Regions from separate parts of the Mus musculus genome. Here region 1 is linked to region 2. The links are chromatin loops, found by intact Hi-C in ENCODE. Cell type or tissue: heart. All regions are shown on one strand. Each heading gives the region's core, and the rest is flanking DNA. Links, peaks and the distances in the headings are about the cores only.

Region 1 (9,834 bases), core at 1,128-9,127, 280 kb before region 2:
CTGGAGAGACAGCCAGATATTGCATTGAAGGGAAGGTCTGGTGTGGTGAATCTTACCTCTTAAAAGGAGTTTCAGAAATTTGAGGACAAAATGAGAATTTCCAGGGAATTGCATGAAGGTGTAGCATGGCTTCCATAGACATTCCTGGCTATGCTGCTGAGGGTTGTAACCTGACCACACCAGATGGTCAAGGAATTAATTGCCTTCCTGGTATCCCTAGCTGATCTTGCCTCTGCACTGTTAACCCAGGTACTCTGTGGATATCCCCTTGGACAAGACTGTTGTCAACAAGGATGTGTTCAGGGACCCAGCTTTGAAGCGCAAGGCCAGGCGGGAGGCCAAGGTCAAGTTTGAGGAGCGGTAAGTGGGTCCCGTGTTCCTTGAATACAGTTACTGCTTCCTGTCAAAGAATTTGTTTTCCTGTTTACTTTTTCCTGTGTGTCATTTGTTTATTTTTTTCCTTTCTAGATACAAGACAGGGAAGAACAAATGGTTTTTCCAGAAGCTTCGCTTTTAGGTATATTTTTGTTTTGGTCATTAAAAATTAAAAAAAAAAAAATACAAGTGTCTGCCTATTGCATTTGTGTGGGAAGAGACTGGGGAAATAAAACAGGTGTGCTGTTGTGAACCTGGGCTTGGTAACCATCTGATGGCTTGACGGCCTCCTAGAGGAAAGTGAACATTTGCCCATGAGCTAGCTGTTCCTGGCATTTTTTTTTAATTAGGTATTTTCCTCATTTACATTTCCAATGCTATCCCAAAAGTCCCCCATACCCTCCCACCGACCCCCACTTTTTGGCCCTGGCATTCCCCTATTCTGGGGCATATAAAGTTTGCAAGTCCAATGGGCCTCTCTTTCCAGTGATGGCCGACTAGGCCATCTTTTGATACATATGCAGCTAGAATCAAGAGCTCCGGGGTACTGGTTAGTTCATAATGTTGTTCCACCTATAGGGTTGCAGTTCCCTTTAGCTCCTTGGATACTTTCTCTAGCTCCTCCATTGGGGGCCCTGTGATCCATCCAGTAGCTGACTGTGAGCATCCACTTCTGTGTTTGCTAGGCCCCGGCATAGTCTCACAAGAGACAGCTATATCTGGGTCCTTTCAGCAAAATCTTGCTAGTGTATGCAATGGTGTCAGCGTTTGGAAGCTGATTATGGGATGGATCCCTGGATATGGCAGTCTCTAGATGGTCTATCCTTTCGTCACAGCTCCAAACTGTGTCTCTGTAACTCCTTCCATGGGTGTTTTGTTCCCAATTCTAAGAAGGCACAGTGTCCACACTTTGGTCTTCGTTCTTGAGTTTCTTGCGTTTATGTTCCTGGCATTTTCAATGAGAAACACAAGTGTCCTCAGAAGCAGGGAGTTTGCAACCAGCCTGGTCTACTGCAGTTGGTAGACAGAGCCAGTCTATATGATAGGTTTCAGACAGCCAGGGTGATAGTGAAACCTTGCTGTGAAGCCACTCCCACCCCTTACCACATGGACACATTCAGAAAATACAAGTATGTGGATGGTACTCAGGCAGGCAGGTGGATCTCTGAGGCTGAGGCCAGCCAGTGTTGCATTGTGGCACCATCTCTGAAGCATAAGGGAACAACTTCAGGTGCTGGCTAGTGCAGGGTTAAGGAGTTTTGTCCAGGGTACTTTCTGTCTTGTCAGTGCTAAATGACTCAGTGAAAGATTCATTAAGAGAAATCCTGGGGGCTGGTGAGATGGCTCAGTGGGTAAGAGCACCCGACTGCTCTTACGAAGGTCCAGAGTTGAAATCCCAGCAACCACATGGTGGCTCACAACCATCCGTAACAAGATCTGACTCCCTCTTCTGGTGTGTCTGAAGACAGCTACAGTGTACTTACAAATAATAATAAATAAATCTTTAAAAAAAAAAAAGAAATCCTGAGGCTGGAGACACTGGTGGTTCAACAGTTCAGAACTCTGCACTTAGCCAGGCAAGGTGGCGCACGTCTTTAATCCCAGCACTCGGGAGGCAGAGGCAGGCGGATTTCTGAGTCCGAGGCCAGCCTGGTCTACAAAGTGAGTTTCAGGGCAGCCAGGCCTATACAGAGAAACCCTGTCTCGAAAAAAAAAAAAAAAAAAAGCACTGACTTCTTTCAGAGGCTCTGAGTTCAAATCCCAGCAACCACATGGTGGCTCACAACTATCTGTAATTAGAATCTGATTCACAACTCTGGTGTGTTTCTGAGGACGGCTACTGAGTGCTCATATAAATAAAAGGGGGCTGGTGAGATGGCTCAGTGGGTAAGAGCACCCGACTGCTCTTCCAAAGGTCCAGAGTTCAAATCCCAGCAACCACATGGTGGCTCACAACCATCCTTAATGAGATCTGATGCCCTCTTCTGGTGTGTCTGAAGACAGCTACAGTGTACTTACATATAATAAATAATAAATAAATCTTAAAAAAAAAAAAATAAATAAAAAATAAATAAATAAATAAATAAAAGGGCTTTTTAGTTGGGCTGGTGAGATGGCTCAGTGGATAAAAGCACTGACTGCGCCAGACAGTGGTGGCTCAACGCCATTAATCCCAGCACTTGGGAGGCAGAGGCAGGCGAGTTTCGGAGTTCCAGGCCAGCCTGGTCTACAAGACAGCATGGTTACAGGACAGCCAAGGCTACACAGATAAAACCCCTGTCTCGGAAACAATAAAACCAACAAAAAGCACTGACTGCTCTTCCGAAGGTCCTGAGTACAATTCCCAGCAACCACGTGGTGACTCGAAACCATCTGCAATGTGATCTGACTCCCTGGTCTGGAGTGTCTGATGACAGCTACAGTGTACTTACACATAATAAATAAATCTTTTTTAAAAGAAAAAGGTTACCAATAGCCATGTGGATACTGGGAGTTGAACCTGGGTCCTCTGGTACTCAACAGCTGAACCCTTTATATTTTGGGTTTTGGAGGTAGGATTTCTCTGTGTACCTGTGGCTGCCCTGAAAAATCACTCTGTAGACTAGGCTTGACTGGTCACAGAGATCCACCTGCCTCTTTGAACGCTGGCATCAAAGATGTGCCGCCGCCACTTGACTCACAGGTTTTTTTTGTTTTGTTTTTTTTTTTTGGTTTTTTGGAGACAGTTTCTCTGCATAGCCCTGGCTGTCCTGGAACTCACTTTGTAGACCAGGTTGGCCTCGAACTCAGAAATCCGCCTGCCTCTGCCTCCAGGGTGACTCACAGTTCTTTAATCACAGCTTTTTGGAGGCAAAAGCAGACAGATCTCAAGGGTGTGAAGCCAGCTAGAGCTGCAGTACTGAGAGCCTGTCTGTCTGGAAGTCTTAAAAATCCTACCATGGTTTATGCTAGAACTGGCTGCCTGGGAAAGTCTTCCCTTTGCGGTCCCAGGAGCACATGCCTGACTGGGTAGTTAGATTTGATGACTTGGAAGGCTCCGCCCAAGGGTGGGGCTGTATGCTCAGAAGCAGAATTCACAGAAATGAAAGTGGAAGTGAGGCCGGCAAGCAAGCAACAGCAGTGGAAGTGTGTTTCAGACGCTGCTGGAGGCTGAGGAGACCAGAGCCACCTCTGAGGGGTCAAAGAGTTTAGTCCTTCAGAACTCTTCACTGCCAACCCTGCTCTGAAGCCCCAGCTTCTGCCAGACGTGAGAGCCATGTCTGTGACCCTGCAAACTGTAAGTACGGGAGCAGGGGAGCATTTGTCGCATGTGGGGAGGGGCGGGAACACAGTGTTCTAGGCTTAGACCTGCTCGGCTCAAGCCTGCTAAGGGTGGAAGAGAAGTAGAGCGCTTAGGGTACCTTGGTCTGTGGATCTTGTCATTTACCTATTGTCAAAACCAGGACTCTGACACCTAAAGTAAGGACCTTGATCATTCTTTTTGGTTTTTCGAGACGGGGTTTCTCTGTTTAGCCCTGGCTGTCCTGGAACTCACTCTGGAGACCAGGCTGGCCTCGAACTCAGAAATCTGCCTGCCTGTGCCTCCCAAGTGCTGGGATTAAAGGTGTGCGCCACCACTGCCCGGCCTTGATCTTTCTTTATGTGGATGTATGCTTCAGGGTTGTAGAGAGCTGTAAGCATCAAAGGTTTCTGGCTATTCTAAACAGCAAAGGGAATACTCTGAGGTACTTCCCAGCCAAAAACTCCTCCCCTCAGAATGCCATGTCAACCTGACCATTGGTCCTCTCTGGGACAGGTGGTCTTTCTAAGTGCCTCTGACTGAGGCCACCTCAGATAGGCTAGGTTGAGCTGTGAAGTCTGCCTGCCAACAGCCAGTGAGGCCTCAGGAGGAAGCACAGTGGGCAGCCACCTTCGAGGAGGGATCCAATGCAGCTTGTCCTCAGCAGCTCTGCCTCCCCTTGTTAGTCTTCTGGCACGGAAAACTTCCATTTATCTCCCAGATACAATAAAAAAAGGGAGCGATTTGGAGCCAAATAAGGAAAAAGCAATATTGAAGAGCCAACCTGCCTGGTTTCAGATCCTAGTTTCTTCAGACATGTTGCACTGGACCAAACATTAGCTTTTCTAAAGTTGACAGTCTAATCCCTTCACTTACTATGTAGGGATATTACACTTCTTCACAAAGATACCTAGAGGGAAGGCTAGAGAGCTAGCTCAGTCTATAAACTGCTTACCTTAAGAGTATGAGAAGAGGGGCTGGAGAGATGGCTCAGTGGTTAAGAGCACTAAATGCTCTTCCAGAGGTCCTGAGTTCAATTCCCAGCAACCACATGTAATGGGATCCGATGCCCTCTTCTGATGTGCCTGAGAAAAGCAACAGTGTACTCACATACATAAAATAAACAAATCTTTAAAAAAAAAAAAAAAAAGCACGAGGAGAAATTCAGTACTTAAGAACTGAGATAACCAGGCTGGTGAGATGGCTCAGTGGTTAAGAGCACTGATTGCTCTACCGAAGGTCCTGAGTTCAAATCCCAGCAACCACATGGTGGCTCACAACCATCTGTAAAAAGATATGACTCCCTCTTCTGGTGTGTTTGAAGACAGCTACAGCGTACTTACATATAATAAATAAATAAATCTTTTTTAAAAATTAAAAAAAAAAACTGAGATAACAAAACAAAAAAAAATAGCACAGTGGGCTGCCAAGATGGCTCAGCGGGTAAGAGCAGTGACTGCTCTTCTGAGGGTCCTGAGTTCAAACCCTAGCAACCACATGGTGGCTCACAACCACCGGTAATGAGATCTGACACCCTTTTCTGGTGCGTCTGAAGACAGCTACAGTGTACTTATGTATAATAAATGAAGCTTTGTGCTGGAGTGAGCAGGGACTGAGCAAGCAGAGTTAACCGGAGTGAGCAGAGGTCCTAAAATTCAATCCCCAACAACCATCTGTACAGCTACAGTGTGTTCACATACATAAAATACATAAATAAATCTTTAAAGAAAATAGCACAGTGGCATATGCTTGTATCCAAGCACAGCCGTGGGGTTTGCTGGTGAGCCACCCAGCCCTACTGAACAGCTCTCGGTTAGTGAGTGAGAGAGAGACCCTATCTTGAAAAGTAAAGTCACATCCTGGAGAGTTGGCTCAGCAGTCCAGAGTATGTGCTGCTCTTGAAGAGAACCTGGCTTCAGTTCCCACCACCAGCCTGTTGGCTAAGGGCCATCCATAACCCTACTTCTAGTTTCTGGGGATCCAGTGCCCTCTTCTGGCCTCTCCAGGCACCAGGCACGCAGTGGTACACTGACATACATGCCAGTTAAAAACCCATAAGTGTAAACAATTTAAAAATATACAATTAATTTTTTTAATTTTTTGAGACAGGGTTTCTCTGTATAGCCCTGGCTGTCTTGGAACTCACTTTGTAGACCAGGCTGGCCTCGAACTCAGAAATCCACCTGCCTCTGCCTCCCGAGTGCTGGGATTAAAGGCGTGCGCCACCACTGCCAGGCCTTTTTTTCCTTTTCAAATCCTGGCAACTCTGCTAGAGAGATGGCTCAGTGGTTAACAGCACTGATTGTTCTTCCAGAAGAACAGAGTTCCATCCCTAGCACTCACCTGGAACCCAACAACCTTCTGTAATTCCATTTCTAGAGGATCTGGTACCCACTTCTGGCCCCCTCTGGTACTATATGCACATGGTACTCAGACGTACAGGCAAAACCCGCATACGCATTAAAATAAAAAATCTCCAAAAAAAAACCAAAAAAACAAAAAAGATTTTGGTAATTGACATAGGTCCTCTGCAAGAACAGCAGTGTTTGTAACAGCGGAGCCATCTCTGCAGGCCCTTGGTCTTTTTTTAAAAAATTGCTTTAGAGCCAGGCAGTGGTGACACACACACAGAATGAGTTCCAGGGCAGCCAGGGCTGCACAGAGAAACCCTGTCTCAACCAAAAAATAAACAATAACAATAAATTTGTTTTAGATTAACTTATCTTTTCTGAAAGATTTATTTCTATCTTTTATCATTCTATGGGTGTCTTGCCTGAAGCGTGCCCTTGCATGCCCTGTAGCTATGGAGGATAGAAGAGGGTGTTAGGTTACCTGGATCTGGAGTTACAGGAGATGATTGTGAATCACCCCAGGAGTGCTGGGAATTAAACTCATGTTTAATTCACTACATTTAAACCTCTACAAGATCAGCCAGTGTTCTTTACTGCTGAGCCATGTCTCCAGACCCAGGTTTATTTATCTTATCTTGTGCGTATGAGTGTTTTGCCTCCATGTATGTATTGCACCATGTGCATGACTGGAATCCTCAGAGGTCAGAAGAGGGTATTGGATTCCTCCAGGGAAGTTAAGGATGGTCATGAGCCAACATGTGGGGTGGTGGGAACCAAACCTGAGTTCTCTGCAAGTGCAGCCAGTGCTCTGAACTGCTGAGTCACCTCTCCAGCCCTGCCAATAATGTCTTTTAATCACTTCATAATCTTCATTACTATTGTTAGTGTGCGTGTGTGCGTGTGTGTGTGTGTGTGTGTGTGTGTGCGTGTGTGCGCGCGCGCGCCATGGTGAGCGTGTGCAGTCACAGGACAACTTTCCGGAAGTTCTCTCCTCCCACCATGGGATCTGGGGTCAAACTCAAGTCATCAGTCCTGTGTGTCTTGTGCTTTTATCACTGAGCCATTTCACCAGCAGCACCCCCAACCCCCAAATTTTAGCCTAATGCTAATATCCAGCAGGCGGGGGAAGTGGATCAGTGACTCCTGAGGACCTAGTTCTGTGTCAGGTATAGATAGGACGCTCAGTCAAGCATCACAAAATCACCCTGTAGGCTGGGGTGCAGCTCTGGGACAGCGCATGTGCTTAACATAAGTCCCTGCTTCTGTCCCCAACACAGGGATTGGGGTGGAAGGACAGCATGGGAGGGACAGTAAATCACAGGAGTTTAGCAACTGGAGCATTTGGATTAAGCAATTAACAGTTATATTTATCATAACGATCAGAAGTTCAAGCTCAGCACTCAGCAGGGAGTGTCTTCTCTCACTGTTCACTTTTGTTTTGCTTTTGATGCAGAGTCTCACCATGTAGACTTGTTTGGCTTGAAACTCTCCGTGTGGACCAGACAGGGCTCAAACTCTCTGAGTTCCACCTGCCTCCCCAGTGCTGGGGTTAAAGTCGCACTCCACCACACCTAGCTGGGAAGTGCTCTTTGAATTTTGCTCTTTTCCATTTGTGATATGATGTTATCTCTGTGTATGGCACGGAGTCATGCCGGTGGCAGCTGATGTCTGCCAGGCTAAACCACGGCAAGTGAATTCAGAGTACTTCCTCTGTGTGGTGCTTGCCGTTTTCCCTTCCTATTTATTTACCTGGACAGGGTCTGGATATGTAACCCAGGCTGGCCACATATTCAGTTTTCCTGCTTCAACCTCCCTACTGCTGGGACTGTAGGCTCACCACAACTGGTTTATGCAATGCATTTCTTGCAAGTATAATTTAATTTAATAATTCTCAGAAGATGTTTGGTGTTCTTTCTTATGAAGGAAGCTTTTTTTTTTTTTCTTCACATGGGCTTTGGTAGCAAATCTGAGTCAGGTGGAGGTGTTCAGTCCTTCCAGGCTTCAGGAAAATGATTCCTAACCACTTTGCTATGAATGGAACAGCTCACGCAGTCATGAGCTCCATCTAAAGTCTGGCAAGCACAGGACACCATCAAAGACACTTACTTCAGAAATGGTCCTGGCGGCAGCAGCCTCTACTGTGCTCCAAATAGCAAACTTCTTAGTGGCTTGTTGTTGTAGTAGTGTTGTGTCGTTAGCGCAAGGAATCAGCTGTGGGTGGTTCTGGTCCTTTTTGGCTCCAGTGTTGGTTCTCGTGGTTTTGATCATCCCAAATCCTGGACTCAAATGTTAGTGCATTTTGGATTAACAGTGGTTTCTACTCACAATGGGCTTATCCCACTGTGAACAGAAGGATTACTCTTTTTGTTTGTTTGTTTTAAAGATTTTTATTTATTTCATATATGTGAGTACACTGTTGATGTCTTCAGACACACCAGAAGAGGGCATCAAATCCCCATTACAGATGGTTGTGAGCGACTATGTGGTTGCTGGGAATCGAACTCAGGACCTCTGGAAGAGCAGTCAGTGCTCTTAACCACTAAGCCATCTCTCCAGCCCGCAAAGATTACTCTTGTAGCATCTTCTCTAACAGGGGAAAGGCAGGAATATGGTGCATTCCTGTGATTCCAGTCAATGCTCTGGAGGCTGAGGCAGGAGGGTTGCTGGTGTTTAGGGTTAGCTGGGCTATCTAGAGACCTTGTATCCAAAACACCAATACAAAAAAAGAGAAAAATGAAAATGTACATGACCAATAATAGGTTTAAAAAGATAAAATGTTACATAGTAGGGACATGGCTCAGTGGGCAAGGCCCCTGCAGTGCAGGTGTGAGGGCCTGGGTTTGAATCCCTAGAACCCAAGTAAAGCTGAGCATAGTATCTTGCATCTATAACACCAGCACTCCAATGTCAAGGTGGTAGCTACAGACAGGGAAGTCCGCAGAAGTCCAGTGCTAGCCTGGTCTGTACAGTGGTGACACCTGAGAGACCTTGTCTCAAACAAGGTAGGAGAACTGACATCTGCCTTGTTCTTAGACTTCCACATGTGTGGATGTGGCTGTGTACAGATGTGTATGTACATTCTCTTTTGCATGCACACGAGAGCGCGCACGCTCGCACATACACACACACACTCACACACACACACACACACACACACACACACACACACACACACACCAGATCAACTGTGTGGTACACACCTTTAATTCCAGAACTCAGGAGGCAGAGGCAGGGAAAAATCTGAGTTTGAGCCCAGCTTGGTCTACAGAGTGAGAGCCAGGACAGCCAGGACTACACAGAGAAACCTTGTCTCAAAAAACCCCAAAACAACCCCACAAAACAAACAAACAAACAAACAAAAACCTAAAACAAAATAGCAAAAACAAAACAACAACAAAAATTATTTCTAAAAAGAAAAAAATAGAAATTATTGGAACCACATCTTTGTGGAGAAATATAAAACCACTCCTCATTGTCCCACAGAGATCCTGACTCCCTGGTGTCATCTTACTGGCCCTCAAACCCACTGTAACCTCTGAGTCACAGCTATAAACAGGGACCTTTCGCCAGTCCCGAGCAGACATAATGTGGTTCAAGCTCTAATTTTCCTCTGCTCCAAACAGAACAAACACGGAGTGTCTTCAGTGACACCTGTGAGGGGCTCCTATCCTGTCACGCGCTTCACTTGTCGCACGTTTACTGATGCCTGTTTTGTTCCAGAAACTTCTCTAGACATTAGGGATACAGAGGAGATCGAGTCAGGTTGGATCATTCCAAGTAAAGGTGACATTCTGTGGGTCAGTCTTAATTATCAGGTTTCCTCATGCC
Region 2 (9,834 bases), core at 831-8,830:
CACCAGCCTTCTCTTACATTTTTGGTTAGCATGCAAGAGGTTTTCACTGTAACAGTTAGCTTACTGGAGATTCCGATAGGCTCCTCCCAGGGATCTGGCAAAGGCTTATCTGCTGCCATTACCTGCCATGGGCAGGTGCAGCGAATTAAAGGACCGCGCTCACCACCCAGGTTCTCTCTTTTTCTCTATTTCCATGTGTCCCTGGTTGGTCTTTCTTTTTTCCCTTTCCCTCTTTCTGTCCTTCTCTGTACCCCCTTCTCTGCCCTCATGGCTCTGCTTCCATCTGTCTGCCAATACCCTGTCTCTTCCTCCCCTTCTCCCACATAAACCTTTATACCAGGTATGTCACATGCCGTAGTTTCTCAGAGGGACTTCAAATCTCTCCCTTCACTCTCACCGTCTTCCTTTTCCTTTAATGTCCTACATATGCCTATGAACTATATTGTTTGTTTTTATTAAGGCAGAGTCTCACTAAATACCCCTGGTTTACCCGGGCTGTCTTTGAACTCACAAAGATCCAGCAGCCTTAGCCTCCTGAATGCTGGGATTAAAGGCATTCACATGTGAGAAAAAACATGCAAACTCAACCAGTTTCTCGAGTCCACATCATAGTGTCTGGGTTTTGGGGGGTTTTTGTTTGTTGCCTGACATTTTAAACACAACCAAGATGGGACTAGGGGCTAATAAACAGAAGAGAAGGCCTGCTGAGGAGGAATGCTTTTTTTGCTTAATACTCCAAAGCCTGGGCAGATTTAGAGCCCAGAGCATCTGTTATTATTGATGGCAGGTTGATGGCCTAAGGACAGAGAGAATTTTAGGTCAGGAATGTTTTGTGCAAAATCGAGGCCGAGCCTGGCCATTGGAAGATAAGACAAACAAACAATGGATTTCAACAGGATAAATGGTTCTGGCTAGGATCTGCCGCTCCCTCTCTTGCTCCAGCTGCCCTCAGAAGACAGGGAACAGACCTGGTTCATGTTTTCCTGCCTTCCAATCACCTGCTTTCCTGTTTAGGCAGCAGACAGACTTGTGTTATAAACACAGCTCTGCAGAAAGCTCCCTTGGCCAAGTATGGCATTTAGAACATTCTGCTTCTCTTTTGATGTTTTCCACTGTCCTTTGGGTTCCCTCACGATCCTATCCAGACCCACCACAGTGCCTAGAAACAAAGTAGATGTTCAATACGAATCTGATAAATAGGTTGGGAAAAGAGTTTAAGGGAAAAACAGCTCAGTCCTGGGAGTCAGTCTCTCCCCGTGAGTTCCTAGACAGAAGGACTCAGGTCATTCTTGGACTTTAGGCTATCTCAAAGGCTCGCTAGTGGGGGTCAGGCCATTTTTTCTGAAGCTTCCTGCCTTAAAGACAATGACCGTTGGGTTATAGTCACACATTTGGAAGCTAAGTAATTCTGATTTTTGCCTTCTAGAACACGGGTGTTTCTCTCAGTGGCTCGGTTTCAGACCTGTAGAAAAAGCCAAAGGCCTTTCAGATCCCTCAAAACTGGAGTTACGGGGCTGGAGAGATGGTTCAGCAAGTAAGGGCACTGACTGCTCTTCCAGAGGTCCTGAGTTCAAATCCCAGCAACCACATGGTGGCTCACAACCATCTGTAATGGGATCCGATGCCCTCTTCTGGTGTGTTTGAAGGGAGCGATGGTGATGTACTCATATGCATAAAATAAATAAATAAATCTTAACAAAAGAAAACTGGAGTTACAGGCATTTGTGAGCCACCTTAGTGGGTGCTGGGAATCGAACCCATATCCTACAAGAGCAGCGAGTGCTCTTGAGCCGTCCTCTCTCTGGCCACAGGAATACCTGTTTGCTCTATTTATTATAATATAGTAAACACATTGCATTTATGGGTGTGGGTGTGTACATGTCATGGTGAGCGAAGGTCAGAGGAACAGCCTGCAGGGGTCAGCTCTTTTACACATGGGGGTCTGGGGATCTGAACCCACTTTGACCTACTGATCCGTTTTATTGGCCTGGAAATAATTTATTTTTTGAGGGGAGGTTGGGGTTTGAGACAGGGTTTCTCTGTGTAGCTCTGGCTGTCCTGAAACTCATTCTGTAGTCCAGGCTGGCCTTGACCTAAGAGATCCGCCTGCCTCTTCCTATTATTTTTAAAAAAGATTTATTATCTTTATTTTAGGTGTATGAGTCTTTTGCCTGCATGATGTCTGTGCACCATGTGAATGCAATGCCTATGGAGTCCAGAAAGGGTGTCAGATCTCCTGGAACTGAAGTTACAGTTGTGAGCTGTCATGTGGGTGCTGAAAATTGAACCCAGGTCCTCTGGAAGAGCAGTCAGCACCCCCAAATCACTGAGGCATCTCTTCAGCTCTTCCTTATCTGCTTTTTACATAGTTTGGGGGGGGGGTTTGAACCCAGTGCTCCCTGCATGCTAACCAAGCACTCTACCAAACAAGCTACAACCCCAGTACTCAAAAGAAGATAAAATGTAACACACTGTCCTGTAAGCCTCCCCCAGTTCGTGTGGCCGCGGGTGGCTACAGTGTCCTGTTCATGTTTACTCTTGAGACATACACACAGCAATTCTCAAACAATTCTGAAAGTTGTTACCATGACTACATGTTATGATTCTATAGCGTTTTTGTGTGGTTGTTAATAGGGTCTTTCTTGCTAGGTAGCTCAGGCTGGCCTCAAACTCACCATGTAGTTACTAAGGCTGACTTTCTGTCTCCTGAGAAGTGCTGGGATTTACCAGGCATGATTTACACCTGGGATATTAGTCTTTTCATTTAGCTTTAGCTGTCCCAGAACTCACTATGTTGACCAGGTTAGCCTAGGACTCACAGAGATCTGCCTGCCTCTAGCTCCCAAGTACTGGGATTAAAATCGAGTGCAGCCATGTCCAATTTAGAGTCTTTTCTGATAGAGCTTTAAAAAACAGCTCCCAATCTCTTTGTCCTTTCTTCTTGTTAAGTGTTAAAAGTGCAGCTGGATAGAAATATGAAGTTTTAGTAGCAAGGAGATGTAGAGAAAGAAGGGTCAAGTGGAATTAACTCCTGAAACCTAACTCCATACTGGCAGATAAGCAAGCAGCATCAAGGGCAGACTTTCTCATTCTGTTCACGGAGAAAGGAAGGAAGGAAGGAAGGAAGGAAGGAAGGAAGGAAGGAAGGAAGGAAGGAGTGAGTCCTGGAGAAATGGCTCATGGTTCTGAGCACTGGTCACTCTTCCAGAGGATCTGGGTTCAATTTCCAGCACTCACACCGAAGCTCACAACTATCTGTTACTCCAGTTCCAGGGGATCTGACATCCTTACACAGACATGAATGCAGGCAAAACCATGTATAGGAAATAAAAACAAGTAAGTTATAAGGAAGGGAAGGGCATCAGGAACTCAGATGGCAATGTACTAAATCCTTGGGAACCTGGAAACACGGAACTACTGTGATAGTCCTTTGCCTGCAATTTTGAGAGAGGTTCTCACTGTGTAACTTTGGCTGACTTCAGTCTCAGAGAACAGCTTGTTTCTGCCCTCCGAGTGCTTCAATTAAAGGAGAGCACCAGCCTGCCCAGCTTCCCTGCAACTCGTTATCACTGAAGTGTTCCCAATAATTCAAAGACACAGTAGTGCAACAGAGTCAGCCAACAGTAGCAGAGGGGGCTCATTTTCTGTCTTTTGACTGATGGGAGGGCTACTCACCTTAGAGGAAGTATTTTCTTGTTTTTTACACAGAATACTAAGACATGGGAAACCCTTCATCTTCATTGCAAGGTTCTGCCAAAGGGAAAAGTAAAAGTTGGGACACCTGAATTTATGACCTCAGGTTCACAACACAGCTGACATTTAGAGAAGCAGATTTTAAGAGGACTGAGGGTTTTGGCAACAGGAATGCTTGAGATAAGCTTTGCTGGACCACTCGCAGTTTGGGGGGGTTATAACAGCAACTAATATTTTCAGTGTGCCTACTGTGGCTCAGCCACTTTGCATATCTATTTCATTTAGACCGTATTATCCGAGTTTACAGATAAGCAGCCAGAATCTAGCGTCTGCTGGTGTAAGGTCACTTGAGATCACTTGCCATGAGGTCAGGAACTGAGCTGATCAAGGACAAGCCAACTTGCTTTTCCGAGGCGCTGTTCAGTCGCGCAGGCCACGGTCGCCCTCTGCTGACGGATCACAGAGGCGCGCTGAGATTGATCCTTAAAAAAACCTAAAGGCGGGTGGAGTCTTCCCCCCCGCTAGAGGCCGCCACTGAACGAACAGCGTAACTCAGTGCGTCTGGCCCGTCTGTGGGAACTTCCTGCCAGATCTCGCTGATCCTTACAAAGACGGTTAACTTTACTTGACGTCCCTGTAAACAAAAGAGACGAGCGCCGACCCGGAAGTGGAAGCTGTGGCTTCGCGTTCTGGCCGGCCGGAAGGAGACCAAAGGGAAGTTGTAGCCATGGCTGTAGCCGTGGCCGCCGCCGGGGTCCTAATGGGCTCGGAGCCCGGCCCGGCGGAAGAACTCGCTAAACTTGAGTACCTGTCTTTGGTGTCGAAGGTTTGCACGGAGCTGGACAATCACTTGGGCATCAACGACAAGGATCTGGGTGAGCTGGAGGAAGGTCCCGATGGCTTTTGATTTTGGGGGTGAGGGAGGCAGGAGAGAAGCGGTTGATGGTGTGTGTGTGTGTGTCTGTCTGTCTGTGTCTGTGTGTGTGTCATCGTGACTTGGGCTCCGGGAACCTGTGGCGGTGGCCTCTGCTTGAGAACCATCCGGTCCGAGCTATTAGAAACCATTTCTGTGAGCTGCCGGTGAAGGCTGGGGCAGCAATTTCTGCTCGATTGTTGTTTTTCAGTTCTGGGGGGCGAAATAGCTTTAACAATAGCAGCAGCAGCAGCCCCCGCGAAGATGATGGTTGTAATTACGGCCAGTAATTTTTAGAAGCTCACAAGATATTATGGGTAGCTCTTCATCTACATTATCTTGTTTGGTCTTCGCACAGTCAGGCAGTAGTCAGCATCTACTTCGAGCTTGTGCTTTGAGCCGTGCTCTTAAATTAGTTACATCTTCTTATCTCTCACATACTAGTCATTAGATGTTTAAGGGCAAACTGTGACTAGGGGACCCAGAGAGAAAATAAGAAAGGCTCGGGGCCCAGATCGTAATTATATGCATAGCCGGAGCCCTTGTGAAAATGAGAGGCCGAGTATGTGAATTAGAAGCATGAGGGGAACACTTCCGTTTGATAGGTACAGGGTTGGGTGGTGTTGGGCTTTTTCAGAATGTCCTCAAAAGTAAATGACAGCCAGGCAGGCGCCTAGGATCTCAGGCTTGGGATGTGAGGGCAGAATGATTAGTAATTCCAAAGTCACACGTAGATAATCTGAGGGTAGCTTGGGCATGGTATGTATCAGGGTATGACCCGTCACAAAAAACGACGACAAAGCCGGGCAGTGGTGGCGCACGCCTTTAATCCCAGCACTTGAGAGGCAGAGGCAGGCGGATTCCTGAGTTCTTTTATAATTTAATTATTATCTGAGTCCATTTATAATTCCTTTTTTTTTTTTTAACAGCTGAATTTGTCATCAGTCTTGCTGAGAAAAATACTACCTTTGATACTTTTAAGGCTTCTCTGGTCAAAAATGGTGCAGAATTCACAGTATGTATATCTGAAGATTCTTTGTTTCCTTTTTGTTTCTTTGGTGTTGCTACTGAATTTAAATTTTGATCGCACTAAAGGATTTTTAAGTAGGAAGGAGCGATTTGTGCATATCAAGTAAATAAGCCATCAAATGTGTAAAGTTGCGTTGCTGGCCAGGGAGCCAGATTCCTTCCCCACTGTCCTAGGAGAATGCCGCAGGACTTCCGGCAGTAAGTCTGAGGATGCTGACATTCTTTTGTTGTTGTTGTTGGTTTGTTTGTTTTTAATTTTTTATTAGATATTTTCTTCACTTACATTTTTTAAAGATTTATTTATCTTATTTATGTGAGTACACTGTAGCTGTCTTCAGACACTCACCATAAGAGGGCATCAGATCCCATTACAGATGGTTATGAGCCACCATGTGTTGTTGCTGGGAATTGAACTCGGGACCTCTGGAAGGGCATTTGGTGCTCTTAACCCCTGAGCCATCTCTCCAGCCCCTGATGTTGACATTCTTGTTCTGTGAATCAGGACGTCAGGGACAAGCCGGGCAGTTGTGGCCCACACCTTTAATCCCAGCACTTGGGAGGCAGAGGCAGGCAGATTTCTAAGTTTGAGGCCAGCTTGGTCTACAGAGTGAGTTCCAGGACAGCCAGGGCTACACAAGAGAAATCATGTCTCAAAAAACCAACAAACAAATGAAAAATGACGTCAGGAGCAATAATAGTCTAGGGTTTGGAGACAATTTTAAAAGATGGGAAGAAATGGTCTCTGGGTATCGTCCAAGCCAGTGGTCTGCAGCCTTCTAATGCTGCAACCTTTTAATACAGTTCCTCATGTTGTGGTGCCTCCCAACTATACATTTATGTTTTGTTACTTCCTCATAACTAATTTTGCTACTGTTATGACTCATAATGTAAATATCTGTGTTTTTTGATGGTCTTAGGTGACTCCTAAAAGGGTTGTGACCCACAGGCTGAGAACCTCTGGTCTAACTTAGCTTCCTGCTGTCCCAGGCTGACATTCTGTGCTTTCTTGTCTAGTCAGCACACATTGAGGGCATAAGCACACTTCCCTACAGCATATCCTATTGTAATATTGAGCCAGATCCAGAGGCTGACGTGCTATGTCTGTGCTTCTTTTCTTTGTAGGATTCTCTTATTAGCAACCTCCTGCGTCTCATACAGACCATGCGGCCTCCTGCAAAGCCTTCTACCAGTAAAGGTAAGGAGGGCTCCAGCTGAGCAGAGCCTCCAGAAGGGGCTGGGTGGTGGCATCCCTGTGAACTGCACTTTGCTCTCAGCTGTTGCTAAGCAAGAGAATGCTCTAATCGAATTCTGAGACATTCAAATGAGGGCTGATAGTCTCCCTCCCCTCCTTCACCAGCACACTGCTTGGTGAGGCTTTCGAAGTTAATGGATTTAGACAATCAAGCTAAATTTTCTAGTACGTATGTGATATATGTAGTAAAATGTTGTTTGTTTTTTGCATTTGATACAAATCTAATGTTGAAGTTATTGCATTCACTAGTAATATTAAATATATCTGTCTCTTTCTTATCCCTGCTCCTTAATGAACTCAGATCCGGTTGTTAAACCCAAAACCGAAAAAGAAAAGCTGAGGGAACTCTTCCCCGTCCTCTGCCAGCCGGACAACCCTTCAGCTCGGGTACGGGGGCCGTGTGGGGAGTGTCTGCCCAAGTGCCTGTCCTCTGTCCCTTTTCTTCTCCCTAGCCATTGTCTGGATTTTAACTTGGTGTCTGTTGTGTGATGTTTTTCCGAGCAAGAGTATGAAAGGGGGGCTAGAGAGATGGCTCAGTGGTTAAGAGCACTGACTGCTCTTCCAGAGGTCCTGAGTTCAAATCCCAACAACCACATGGTGGCTCACAGCCATCTGTACTGGGATCTGATGCATCTTCTGGTGTGTCTGAAGACAGCTACAGTGTACCTACATATAATGAATAAATCTAAAAAAAAAAAAAAAAGAATATGAAAGGGTCCAGAGATTAATATTCAAAGGCTTGGGGACTTGGGGAAACAATGGTATGTTTAAAAGATGTCATTTTAGGATAGCTATGTTGGTGAATTTGTTTAATTCCAGCATTTAGGAGACAGAAACAAGGGACCTCTGTGAGTCCAAGGCCAGCCTGGTTTATATGTTGAGTTCTAGGATAACCAGGGTTGCATAGAAAGGAAAAAAAAATAACAAAACCTTAGAGTTTACTGAGTACTTGTTAATCCCAAAGATCGGATGAGAAAACCCACCAACCCAAATCATGATCAAGTTAAATAAAGCAAGCAGTTAATTAAAGCAAGCTTTTTTCGTGTATATAGGCTGCCTCTTCCTAAGGTAGGGCTCAAGAAGTCAGCATTGGGCATGGGGAAGACAAAGTTTTTCTAGCTCAGGGGTAGGCGATTTTCAAATGGGGGATTTGGCAGGCAAATAGGCAGGGTTAGAATGTAACAAGGTGTCATAACAACAGGTGGTTATAATAGTAACCTTTTGAAACAAAGGTAGAGTTGCAAGATGGTCACAACAACTTTCTGAAACAGACATGATTGCCATTCCTGGAACAGGCAGTTACAGAACCATTTGTAATAAAGGTTGCCAGTGGGACATACTCCAATCCTTGAGAAACAGATTTAATCATAAATAGGAATGAACCTAGTTTGCCTTTATTGTAAGATGGCTCTCAAGTCCAAGATGGAGGCAAGCTGGCTGATCATACTTGCTGTGTACCAACCAAGTAACAGTAAAGAGAGCAGATAAGGTTTTCTGTCTTTTTGCAGATTACATGCTATTTTTGGATGGAGAGTAGGAAATTAATAGCCTGCTTAGTGGGAGAGAGAAATGGGCAGTAAACAAATGGGTACCAGTATACTCTGGTATTTACAGGGGGTTGGTTCCAGAACCCACAGGTACCAAGATCTGATGCTCAAGTTCCTCAGACAAGAGGAGTATAAAATTTGCATGTAGCACACATGCATCGTTTCACACACTTTACATCATTTCTAGATTTCCCAGTACAGTGTAAGCACCATGTAAAAGTAGCAGCCTAGGCCATATTGCTTAGGCAGTCAAGGAAACCTGTAAACATGCAGTTGTCTGAATCTAGGATATAGACCTTGTCAATACAGAGGGCCTATAGTCTGTGTCGCAGTGGATAGCAGTAAAAACTATAGAATGTATTGGACAGGAAAGGAAAGCACAGAGTGTTGCTTTTTAAAAGTTTTCACATCTGGAGCCGGGGTGATGGCTCAGTGGGTAAAGGTGCTTGCCAGCATGCCTGACAACCTGAGTTTGGTACCCAGGACCCACATCATGTTGGAAGGAGGGAACTGACTTCTGCAGGCTAGTGATGTAGAAGGTGGGTAGGGTTTTTTTTTTTTTTTTCTCCTTTTCATTACTTTGCTGTCCTCTGACCCTATAGACCATGTTGGATGAGGAAGATGTGAAAGTCGCTGTGGACGTCTTGAAAGAGCTGGAAGCTTTAATGCCCAGCGCAGCAGGCCAAGAGAAACAAAGAGACCCTGAGCACAGGTTTGTCCTTATGTCCTGTTCGTCTTCACGTGTGGTATACTATGACAGTTGGAATTTGTGGACCAGTAAAGCAAATTGTGGAGAAAGTGTGTAGACTCTTAACAGGCTGTGTCTAGGTTGGACTTCATTGCTCCATGCTAAAGGTATTTATACCAGAAATGCTATGGTGTACAGAAGATAGAAATCAGAGCTGACGGAGACCAACTACATCTATGTCATTACTGGCCTGTGGGGATTGTGGTCCAGTTAAGAAGTTAGAGGTTCCTAGCTCATACGGAGTGACACTGTCCTGGGTGCTTGGGGATTTAGAGGTGAAGTTGGGTTGGTTTATTTTTTTCAAACAGGTCCTTGTTGATTTATTAGGGACAGGACAAAGAAGAAGAAGAGGAGTCGGAGCCGAGACCGAGATCGAGACCGAGACCGAGACCGGGACCGGGACCGGGACCGGGACAGGGACCGTGACAAGGACCGAGAACGAGATAGAGATCGAGAACGAGACAGAGAGCGAGATAGAGAGAGAGACCATAAGCGGAGACACCGATCACGCTCTCGGTCACATTCTAGAACCCGGGAGAGGACTAAGGGGAAATCTAGATACAGATCTAGGAGCAGAAGTCAGAGTCCCTTCAAAGATCGGAAAGACCGAGAAAAGTATGGGGAGAGGAACTTGGACAGATGGCGGGATAAG

The links. Hi-C counts contacts between places; a loop is a spot of excess contacts. Peaks named below come from ENCODE experiments on the same cell type or tissue, not always from the same donor. Only the 100,000 strongest peaks of a DNase experiment are listed, where the experiment ranks them.
Region 1: a loop joins it to region 2, with 2.3 times the contacts of the local background. A loop is called at or near these places in 1 of 42 quality-filtered maps.

What each region holds. Positions count from the first base shown.
Region 1 is chr11:101,444,971-101,454,804 of GRCm38, forward strand. Ifi35 (interferon-induced protein 35) reads left to right here and starts at 3,442. Exons shown (of 7, transcript NM_027320.4): 1 at 3,442-3,652. The coding sequence starts at 3,632. Rpl27 (ribosomal protein L27) reads left to right here. Exons shown (of 5, transcript NM_011289.3): 4 at 250-360; 5 at 469-626. The coding sequence ends at 517. In heart, for the core only: a CTCF peak has its summit at 5,655 (motif pointing left); DNase peaks (open chromatin) are centred at 3,431 and 4,211; H3K4me3 peaks cover 1,362 bases; H3K27ac peaks cover 1,069 bases.
Region 2 is chr11:101,728,621-101,738,454 of GRCm38, forward strand. It overlaps Dhx8 (DEAH (Asp-Glu-Ala-His) box polypeptide 8), which reads left to right and starts at 4,336. Exons shown (of 23, transcript NM_144831.2): 1 at 4,336-4,568; 2 at 5,536-5,621; 3 at 6,758-6,830; 4 at 7,189-7,274; 5 at 9,037-9,146; 6 at 9,510-9,834. The coding sequence starts at 4,421. In heart, for the core only: a CTCF peak has its summit at 4,196; a DNase peak (open chromatin) is centred at 4,321; H3K4me3 peaks cover 1,694 bases; H3K27ac peaks cover 1,989 bases.